2 separate regions of the Homo sapiens genome follow, and region 1 is linked to region 2. A link is a contact called in ENCODE Hi-C or POLR2A ChIA-PET data. All regions are on one chromosome and are shown on one strand. Each heading gives the region's core, a stretch centred on a gene start or an enhancer-like site at or near the end of the contact. The rest is flanking DNA. Distances are from core to core; before and after follow the strand shown.

What was found. Hi-C counts contacts between places; a loop is a spot of excess contacts on that map. ChIA-PET counts read pairs that join two places held with the same protein, here RNA polymerase II (POLR2A). Pooled maps may share reads with other maps.
Region 1: a loop to region 2 is called in a pooled map, with 7 times the contacts of the local background. The contact joins two enhancer-like sites. A Hi-C loop is called at or near these places in 2 of 168 maps with a recorded cell type or tissue (GM12878 and natural killer cell), 11 of 37 single-sample maps with no recorded cell type and 15 of 50 pooled maps. POLR2A ChIA-PET finds 5 or more read pairs at or near these places in 2 of 52 experiments (A673 and AG04450).

What each region holds. Positions count from the first base shown.
Region 1 is chr11:44,858,892-44,864,362 of GRCh38, forward strand. TSPAN18 (tetraspanin 18) reads left to right here. Exons shown (of 10, transcript NM_130783.5): 3 at 1,437-1,578. Among named protein-coding and RNA genes, the nearest start is that of TP53I11, 89 kb to the right of the region's middle. RefSeq lists enhancers at 2,607-3,234, 3,235-3,862, 3,963-4,012. Within about 2 kb of position 3,525, at least 12 of the 41 ENCODE cell types and tissues checked have a DNase peak (open chromatin) inside an H3K27ac peak, as active enhancers do; they include GM12878, where a contact is called at or near this core.
Region 2 is chr11:44,573,450-44,578,790 of GRCh38, forward strand. The region is part of intron 1 of CD82 (CD82 molecule); the gene reads left to right. Among named protein-coding and RNA genes, the nearest start is that of CD82, 10 kb to the left of the region's middle. RefSeq lists an enhancer at 3,943-3,992. Within about 2 kb of position 1,267, at least 9 of the 41 ENCODE cell types and tissues checked have a DNase peak (open chromatin) inside an H3K27ac peak, as active enhancers do; they include GM12878, where a contact is called at or near this core.

The DNA of each region.
Region 1 (5,471 bases), core at 2,275-4,774, 290 kb after region 2:
GCAGCCGTTTATTTATTTCTTTATCATGCCCTTTTGGAAAATGCTGGGAATGCCACCCCTCCTGGGGAATGCACCCTCCCCCCGCTCCCCAGTTCACACCGTCTGGTGTGACATTCGTGCTCACCAGCTTGCAGAGCGCTAATGACATTTGCATTTTGCTGGCTGGTGAAATGTGGGCTGTGCTTGGTGATGGGGGGTAAGGAGATCCTTAGGCAAATGGGAGGTTCCCAGCCTAGAAAGAGGGGCAGGCTTGCTGGTCTGGGGGCCCACGCAGGTCTCTGAGACGCAGAGAAGGGAGCGAAGGTGGGTGCAGAGGGGACTAATGTCTGGCAGAATTTAGAGATGCTGTTTGTCTAAAGTCTTGCCAGAACACAAGGCAACCCCAAGTCTGGTGTTCCAGGTCCCCTGACATGCTCATGCACTATCCTCTGCGTCACCTCCTTAACATTTATTGAGCAATTTCTAGACGCCAAATGCTCCTCTGTGGGCTTCACAGACTTACGAAAGTCATTTTAATTCCCGGCAATCCTCAGGAAAAGATGCTATTATTATTCCCATTTTACAAATGAAGAGTCTGAAGCTCTGAGAGGACACCTGACTTGCCTCTTCTGGAAAGAGGTTGCACCAGCTTGTGGCCAAGGTCCACCTGCCTCCAAAGCCCGTGCTCTTGGCTACTGTGGGCAACCTCCTGTTCTTTGTCTGGGCTTGAGCAGAACCAAGAAGCATTTGTCTGCTGAGGCCCAAGACTGGGTAGAGGTGGTGAGCATCGTCCCCCGTCCGCCACCACAGCATGCAACAGGCTCCTGCTATGCTCCTGGGGCTGCTCCAGTCTGACAGCTACAGAAGAGGGTATGGCCCTGGAGAGAGGCCTCAGCATGAGTCAGGAGAGACCCAGAGTTTAGGCCTTGCTCTGCCACCAACTTGCTGTGTGACTTTGAGCAAGTCAGTGCCCCTCTCTGGGTATCAGTCTCCTTATTGGTAAAAAGAGGCCATTGGTCTGGCGGCATGGAGCATCCCAGGAATGCATTTTCACACGAGGAAGAAACTTCTCTCCAATCTGCTTGGACTCATGGACTTGCCTTGCACTCAGACACACAAATTATGTTTTACATAAAAGCAAATCATGAAACATTTGCTGAACCTCCTCTCCCTTCTGCAAGGGGCACTGTGCTAGATGCAGGGGTTATGACGCTTATGTATTTTTACTCAGCACATGCAAACACAGGCACATGCATACCTTTGTGTCTTAGAATTATTTCCAGGCTATTTCAGTCGGATCTAGATGTTGAGTGCCCAATCCTGATGCTCACCTGCAGGCTCCTGCAGTCTTGGTTCCATCACTTCGCCTCCTGCAGGGCCAGGAGAGCCTTTCAAACAGAAAGAAGAGACCGCAGCTCGGGCAGGTAATCACGGCTGCTTCTGCTTCCCTCTCACAGGTGAGCATCTCCTGGACCACCCTCAAGCTTCAGGTGAGCTGAGCTTCTAACACTACCATCAAAGCAACTGGAACCCCTTGAATTTGATTTCTGGAGACGCGAGCATAATCCTTTTGCAGACATCTCAACGCTGGCTCTCCAGGTAACAGAGGTTAGGCTCATTCAGCAAGGGGATTTCTGCTACTTTTGTTGTTGCTGTTGTTGTTGCTAAGGGTAACCATCAGCAGGGCACCTGTCATTCTCTTTCATGCATCAGTGTCTGTCTCTCCCATCACACCAAAGGTCCGTGGGCAGGATAGTAAGGGGTGCAGATAGTGTGAGTGGATCTGAGCCAAGGTTGCTGGGGTCTCACTAGATTAGCCAAGAAGATAACCCTCGGAGGGGCCAGACAGCTGAGAAGGCTGAGGTGCAGGCTAGCCCACCAGGTTGCTGGCCCATGCCCCTCAAGCTCAACTGGGGAAGGGTGGAACTGTTGCCCAGGTAAGCAAGAACCAGTGGTGGGTCAGAAGTAAAGGTTGGCTGCAGTGGGTGGTGAGAGGGCAAAGGCTGAACTGAGGTCAGATGCTGCATCATTTGGGAGCCAACACTCAAACTGGATTAAGCAAGACAGGCCATTTATTAGCTTTTTAAAATTGGTTTCTAATATATTGGTTTCTAATAATATATATTCCAAATATATATATTCCAAATAATATATTTGGGGCCTATTTATTGGTTTCAAGGCAGGCAGGGCTGAATCCAGGGCTCAAATGATGCTGTTAGGACCGTATCTCACCACATCCGTGTCCTCTGCCTCCCTCCTTGTGAGCTTCAGTCCTCGGTAGCCACTCTCCATGTGGCCGCAGGGCAGGCACCTGCAGATCCAGACTGACGCCTTGCTCATTTCAAATCCAATGGAAGGAGAGCTTCTTTTTCCCAGGCGGTCCAACAAAAATCCCAAAGTCAAGGCTTATTGGATGGTCTTGGGTCACATGACACCTCTGCCCAATCACTGAAACCTGGAGGATAAGATATGCTGATTGGCCAGACTGGGTCAGTTGGTCGGGGGGCAGTCGGTGCGGGGGTTGGTGGGGTGCGGGTGGTGCTGAGGGAGGTGGTCGGGGCTGTGGGGACTGGTCGGTGCTGGGGTGGGGGCGGTCGGTGCTGGGCGGGGGGTCGGTGGTTGGGGGTGGTGTGGTGAGGTCGGTAGGTGTCGTGGGTTGGGGAAGTCAGCCTGAATGCATGAGAGGGGATGGACTTGCAAGGGAAAATCCAAGCATTATTTTTAGAAAAAGGAGAAAGGAATGCTGGGCAGACAAAGCAGCAGATTCTCCCTACTGGTGTCATGTTGGGAGTCGGGGGCGATGAAGCACCCAGGTGGTCGCATGTGTCCCAGTTGGGATTCTTCCTGTGATTTATGGTACCAGGGTTGGCCTCTCTCTAAGTGCCTCATTTTTAGTGAATCTAGTATCTGAAAGCCCAAATTTCACACACACACACACACACACACACACACACACACACACACAGCCCCCATGCCTCTGATGGATCTGAGAGTGGTACTTCACGTTCCAAAAAGATTGTTCCAGAAGGTCTTTCTCATAAAGAGTCCCTGCACTCTCTGATGGCCGCCCCACTATTTCAGCCACCCCAGCGCCTGGCTGCCTTGAGTAGACCTCCACTCGCCGGGAAGGCCTGTTCCTTTTTCCCCCCACCTCCACTCCTTCATGGCTGAGGGGAGTTTCTTGAGCCTCTTTAGGGTTTTTTGCGCTAAATGGGCCCCTTCCCAGAAGACCAACCGCAGCCTTGCTTATCTGAAGCCCCTTAGAGGGACAGGGGAGCAGAGGGGGACGGGCACTGGTTGAGTGGAAGCTCCGTCTCTGGGGGCACGAGGGTACACGTGGCCAGGCCAGCCTGGCAGCCCTGCTGCCCTCCGCCGCGGCAGCTCTGTCCTACATTTAGGGTGCGATGTGTGATTTCATTTGAGCAAATATTCCTCTGCAGAAAAAATACCGAAAACCACAGCTTGTGATGCTGCCTCCCAGGCAGCTGCCCCTTGCTTGGTTTTGGTCAACCACAAACCTCCTGGCCCTCCCCCAGTCTCTCTCGCTCTGTGTCTCGCCTGTGGGCTCCAAAGCTCTGACTCACCATGCAGCCAGCTCAGCGCTCAGCACCACCCTGCCTTATATGGTGAGCTCAGCACCTCTGGGTCAATGAGTGTTAATTCATTTATTCAGCCAATGGCTGTTGAGTGCCTATCATGTGCCAGGAGCTGTTTAAATGCTGGGGATTGAGGGTGAGCAAAGCCCAAAGGTCCCTGTCCTCAGGGTTCCCTGACCTCTCCTCTGGGAGATCTCCTGAGGGCAGGACCCTCCTCTGGGTGTCTTGCCCCCAACCCCTCGCCTGATGTCTCAGACAGTGCTAAACCATAACTGGGCTGGCTTGGTAGATATGTCGGTCAGTTACTTTCCACAGCATTTTGTAAAGCCCCCACCTGTGCCTGATGCAGCAGAAATAGCAGAATGACTTGGTTCTCAGCCTTTAGGACTTAGGGTGTAAGGTGCCACTTGTCATGGCCCTGGGGAGGAGGAAGGGCAGCTGTTAGAGAGATCTGTATGCAGACCTGCTCCTGGAGTGTGCACCTGTTAATAAAACGAATCATACAAGCTCCACTTCCCAGGCATTCGTCATTCATTCAGATGCACTCAACAGGCACCTCAGAGGCCAGATTTTTAAGGGAGACGATCAAAGTCAAGACATCCAAGGTAAAGAATGGGAGGGTCCAGAGCTGAAATATAAAGGAAGGCTTGGGGGTTCAGAGGCCAGAAGGAGATGTTACTGCTGCACAGTGGTGGTGTAAAATCAGGGGATGCAAGGCCTGTGAGCTGTGCCTAGATATAGGCCAGTTTCGGACGTTAGAAAGGACATTCGGGAGGAAGACACAGTGAGAGCAAAGGCCTGGCAGTGGGACCCTGAGGCTTGAAAGACTGTGCCAGGCAGGAAGCCAGATGAACTCGGTTAGCCTTCTTTCCCGCAGGCCTCCAGGCTTGGCCGTGCTGGGCCTGGGGCCATCTTGTCTTCAAGGCTGCTTTCAACTACAGCTTGGGTACGGAGTTTAGTAGCGCCTCCCTTTTCCTTTTGTCCTCTTCTTCCCTGGGAAGGGGAGTTTTGGAGGGCCCTTTCAAAGAGATGGTGCTGCACAAAGACCAAGAGTTCTTAATCCTCTCATTCCTGAGATACTTTACAGAGCTTAGGGCTCATTTTCACTTAGAGCATTGCAAGCAGCTGCCCTAGTGGCATACCCTGGGCTGGAAGTTGGGAGACTTGGGTCCCTGCTGCACTACTGATGTCCTTAGCCTCCTGGCCTATAGTTTGTCAAGCTCCTTCCGCTTGAAACATTGTATTCCATGTCAGACCTGGGTTCGGATCTGAGCTCTGCTAGCAGTACAGCCTCAGTATTCTTATAAGTAAGTTAGAGATAGTAATAGTCACTTCTCGTAAGACTGTGTGAAGATGGAAGGAAATACTTGAATGACAGAAAGTGCTTAACAGAGCACCTGCCAGGGATCAGCATTCAGTGTAGTACTGATGCTATTTGGTGTTGTTATTATTTATATTTCAATCATATTAATATAACTCTGTGGGAGTCTTCAGTGTATAGGTGCCTGTTGGTCCATGTCCCAAAAAACTTGGTGATGGGGACCGGGCACGGTGGTTCATGCCTATAATCCCAGCATTTTGGGAGGCTGAGGCGGGCGGATCTCAAGGTCAGGAGTTCGAGAGCAGCCTGGCCAACATAGTGAAACCCCGTCTCTACTAAAAATACAAAAATTAGCCGGGTGTGGTGGCATTCGCCTGTAGTCCCAGCTACTTGGGAGGCTGAGGTGGGAGAATTGCTTGAACCTGGAAGGCAGAGGTTGCAGTGAGCCAAGACCGCACCACTGCACTCCAGCCTGGGTGACTGAGTGAGACTCCGTCTCAAAAAAAAAAAAAAAAAAAACTTGGTGATGGGGTGGGGTGTCACACCCCTCCCATCTCCGAAAAGTGTTGGGGTTG
Region 2 (5,341 bases), core at 17-2,516:
GTGTCTAGGCCTTGAGTCACCTTTGGACATGTAGATAGCCCACCTCCCTGACCCCTGGCCTTTCTGAACACACAGCAGTGGAGTAACTGAGGCAGGGAGGATGTGTCCTCTACTCTGAACTAGTCACTTATTTTCCATCCGAAAGCCCCTCTTATCTGCTTTCTCTGCCCCACACCCTCTCCTGGCATGGTTGAGCAAGTCTCCTTGTTTGCCAGGAGACGGTATGGCATGGCACTGTGGTTCTCAAAATGTGTGCCTATCAGGAATCCCTAACCATCCCTGCAAGTTGCAGTCAGGGAAACACTGGGGCTGTGCCTACAGCTTGGGGTTCTAGCTTCTCAGGCATTGATGTCAGCCAGGCCTAGCTATGGGCACAGTGTCTGTTCACCTCTGGGCAAGTTTCTTGGCCTCTCAGAGTCTTGGTTTTTATGAGGATTAAATGAGATAATGCTGGTAAAATGCTTCGTGGCAGGCCCAGGGAAGAGTGCACCCTCAATGAAGCCAGAGGTTAAGGGTGGTGATGATGAGCAAAGGCTGCTCCTGTCATTACTTCTGGGGAAATGATAGGGAGTCTTCCTGTCCGAAGGCTGAGGTCCCTGATCTGGAGTGAGGGAGCTTTCCGGGGTTGCTTGAAGCTCTGCTGGGGGGTCAGCAGAAGACTTAGATTCTCTGTAGTCTTGGTCCCCAGACTATCTGAACCCAGCCTTGAGCTGGGTGCTCTTGGCATAGAGTTGAGGGCAAAGTTGAGGGCTTACGTCTAGAGTCACAGGATCTTGGTGTTGTGAGAAGCTCTGTGGTCCATCCAGTCAACCTACCTGCCCAGTCTGATCCCATGGACCACATCCAGCCTTTGCTCGCACACCTCAAGGCTTGGAAAGCTCATGATTTTTTATTTCTGGAAAGAACTGACTCTTAGAAAATAGGGGATAGAATCTGAGCAAACCCACCCACCCTTGGCTTCCCCATTTTGATCCTGATCTTGCTTGTTGGAATTACACACAATGTGGAAACACCCTGGTGGGACCAAATCTTGTAGCAGAAGACCCCAGGCCAGCGATTCTGACATAGGAAGGAGATTTTTCTTTTAAAAACTTTATCTAAACCAAATGGCTACCCCAAAAAACCCCCCAAACTTTCTGATTATTGAAGAAAGAGGGTTTTTTTTGTGTGTGTGGAAAAATTCAGGCGGTAAAGAACAGACCTGCAGGAGGAAATAACTGCTCAGAGATAACTGCCGTGAGCAGTTTGGTGTTTTGGCCTTAAAGACACACACATACAAGATTGGGATTGTACCACACAAACCACTTCCTGCACTGCCACTTTTGACTGAGTGCTGTATAGGGAGGGTTTTCCCATGTGATTGAGCATTCTTCTCCAGCAAGTTTCCCAGCTCTGTAGTATTGCACCATAGGAATCTTCTGTGACCTGGTTAAGCATTCCCCAGCCATTGCACATTTAGGCCCTTTGAATTTTTCATTAGTATCCACATTGCTATAATGATCGCCTTGTCCCTATGTATATTTTGTACTCAACTCTAATGAGCTCCATGGAATGAATTTCTAGAAGTGGCTTTCCAGCTCAGATGGTTTTTAAACTCAAGGTCAGAGGACCAGAATCTCCCACCATAACCAGTCTCCCAGTTTCGCTTCAGCCCTACTGGTGGGGGAGCGTTCTGTCTGTCCCTGGTGCTAGTTGGCCTACCCACAGGAGGAGGAGGAGCAGGCTTTTAGGGTATGTGTATCTGTGAAAGAGAAGGAGATGGAGAAAGGCAGATAGATATAGGGGAGTGTTTTCTCTTCAATTACAGTCTGATTTTGACCCTCTCCTCTCTGGGAGCCTGTGGTGTCATTAACTAATCATGGGCTCTCTTTACTATTTAATGACCTCTCCCCACAGTGACTCCTTCCTCCCCAACAGTCTCCTGGAAAGGAGGAGGTGGGAAGATGAGTCAGTGGGGGAAAGTTTCTCCAGAGTAGGTGGTGGGTGTTGCAGTGGTTCTCAAACTCTGACATGCATCAGTCCCTTGGATGGCTTATGAAAGCACAGATTGCTTGGCCCCACCCCCAGGTTTCTGATTCTGTGGGTCTGGGGTACTGCCTGAGAATGTGCATTGCTAACACGTTCCCAGGGGACGCTGCATCTGCTGGCCCTGGACCACACTTTGGGTACCAGTAAAGTAGTGGGATGGGGCAGGGTGGGGTTCTGTGGTGAGTTTCAGCTCCTGGTGTTGCTGACAGTAGGAACCTTGTCCTGTTTAATAAAGGCTCATCTTGTGAGGCCTGAACTCACCTTCCCCTCCTACCCCCACCTCACCACCCCTTCTCCCATGTGTCCTTTGTATATATTGGGAACTTTCTGTGCAGGAGGACAAGAGGATTATCAGCATCCCCGTTTTACGGAAAAGAAAATTGAGTCTCTGACAAGTGACATGCTGTGTCTAAGGATGTTGAAAGTAGGAGGGCTAGTACTGGAACCCTGGCGCTGTCACGTTCCCCACCTTGACTTCTCCAGTGCAGGTCTGGTGCGGAAGCAGAGATGCCTTCCCTGAACACTGCACCGGCCCCAAGTGAGAGGCCTGGGGAGGCAGATTCCTCCACACCATCTCTGCGCTAGGATCTTGCTCCACTTCTTATCCCCTGACTGACACTTCAGTAACGTGATCTTCTTCCAAGGTCTAGTGTTCTCCAGCAGTTTATGTTCCCAGTTATTGTTCTGGGCAGGTTTTCTAGGAAGCCAGGAACTTTCTCCTGTCAAGCCTGGGCTTCGTCTGGCAGGCACAACAGAGGGAAAAGAGAAAAGCCTCAGTTGTTGAGCATCTAATGTGTACCAGGCCCTGTCCTGGACACTTTGCAGCCATAATGTCAGGTCAGCCACCCCAGGTAGGGGTTAACATCAGGTCCCATTGTACAGATGAGGAAACTGAGGGTCCAGGAGGTAAAACAACTTACCCAAGTTCACAGAACTGAAAGGGGCAGAGCTGGGCTTTTGATTTCAAACTCAAGGCTGGGGTCTGGTCTGGGATGGCAGCAGGTCCTGTTCTGGAGGGAGCCGGGATGTGGAGTAAGCAGCCTCTGCCCCACCCGCCATCCACGCAGAGACGGTCAGCCCAAGGGTCAAAGCTCTCTTGGGATTCAGGGTCTTGCAGTGGGAGGGCACTGGCTGGTCACCGGGAGACCCCTTTCAAATCCTGCTCTGCTGCTGCCTGGCTGTGTGGCCTGGGGGCAAGTCACTGCCCAGTTTGGGACATCTGAGTCCTCCTTTCTCATAATGATCCCTTATGCTTTACAGCTCTTGGCAGTGGACATTTTCTCATGTACTTATTCTCCGTCCCTCAAGCCTTCCAGCACCCTGTGAAATAGGGCGGGCATTATTACTAAGCCCATTTTCACAGAGGATGAGGATGACAGGGCAGGGAGTTGCCCAGGATCCCGTGGGCAGTTGAGGGATGGTACAAGAGCTAAGACTGGAACCTGGGTTGTCTTTGCTGCCCATCTTGAGCCCAGCCCCTAAGACGGGAGAACTCTTTCTCTCTATTCTCAGCCTTAGGATGAAGGATCCCAGAGCTCTTAGCTGGGCTGGTGGGTCCTGGGTACAAGGGGCCCAGGATCCCAGGAAGGGCTGGCCTGGGATCTTCGCTGTTGGCCAAGAACCCATGGGGAGGCAAGATAGGGTAGTCCAGGCTGTCTCTGTTTCTGACTCCTGCCCAGGCCTTGCACGTGAGGTCCTTGGTGCTGTGGGGAAGGAGGGGTTCAGCCCAGGTTTTCCTCCCAGCTCGGCTGCTTGCTTCTCCTGGGAACTGTGCTTGTCCTCTAAAATGTATCATGCAGAATTTTCCAGACTCTCACACATGGGTGCCTGGGCCCTGCAGTTTCACCTGAATGCCATCACTTCCTCCTGTCTTCCTCATTCTTCTACACCTGGCTCCAGCCACCTTCTTCCCTCAGGGAAGACTTGCTCCTCTGGCCAAGCCGACTCAACTCTCTCGGGTTCTGTGCAGTGGGTGAACTGGCTGACCGGGTTGGTTAACTCCCCAGTGAGGCATGAGAGCAGGGCCTGTGGCTGGTGTGGGTCCAAGCCCCTGCAGGGTCTGGCAGGGCATGCAGCTGAGTCTATGCATGCTAGGGAAAGGTTAGCCTCAGACCTGTAACTCTCAGGCTTGTGACTTTCAGCAAGTCACTTATCTTCTCTGAACCCTGGTTTCCTTCGTCGAAAAGTAAGGAAGCTACTTTCCTCGTTGATAGCTTCTGATACTTTTAGGAGATAAAGTGCAAAACATCTAGCACTGGTGCCTGGGGGTTCATGGTACTCAGGAAATGCCAGTCCCTCATCTTCCCTGCAGTGGGCTCAGGCTATGTTCTGCCTCCACCTACCCCAACCCGCTTGAGTAGGGCGCCGGGTTGGGCCTTGGCCTAAGGCCTGAACTATAGGTAGCTCTAGGTAGGGGGTGTCCTCGGCGGATAATGGGCCAAGGACTGGGCACAGGGACAGAATCAGCTGATTTAATCAGACTCTGCCAGTTCCAACTTGTGACCCTCCCTGGGCACGTTACTAACCCCCCTGAGCCTCAATTTCCAGATCTGTAGAAAGAGATACTCTGTCTCCTGTGTTCTCAGGATCACACATGATCGGCAAACAGGAGACCAGGGGATGGGGCCCAGGCGACCTGAGGGCGGCCTCCCAGGAGGCTTGGGTCAGGCCAGTGGCTGCTTATTTACATATCAATTTTCCTACTGGGGAACAAATAGTCCCCTTTTCCTCTGGACACCCAGAGGCTCTCCAGGCCCATATCTCTTAGTGCAGTGCCTGGTTTGCTGGGTCGCCCAGGGAAGGAGGCAGCCTCTCTCTGAGCTCCTATATTCCTGTGGGAAGAGAGCCAGGGAGCCAGCCCAGGTGTGAGGCCCTGCCTGGTTCTGTCTGAGACCACGATGGTGTTGCCACATGTCCCATGCCTGGCCCCTGGGGACAGACCCCTTCCTATAGCGCCTAGCACCTTTCCTTCTCACCTCTGTCTGTACATCTATACACCCCCCTTCCAGCTCCATGTGGCCCAGGGCCTTCTCACGGCAATAATGATCACCACACTTCCCTTTATTGTGTGTTTTGCTACTCAAACCACACACCTCCCTCTAGGACAGGAATGAACCGTTACTACTCAGAGAGGGGAACTCGCCCAAGGCCCACAGCTGGACTCACTATCCTCTCTGCCTGCCCCAGCTCTCAGTGGATGTCAAATTCTTGGCTAAATCCATCAGCAATGGAAAGTTGGTTGGCCCTGGGAAGAGGAGAGGCCGGCGGATGGCTAGGTCCAGGACTGGACCAGGGGGGATGGGGTCCCAGATTT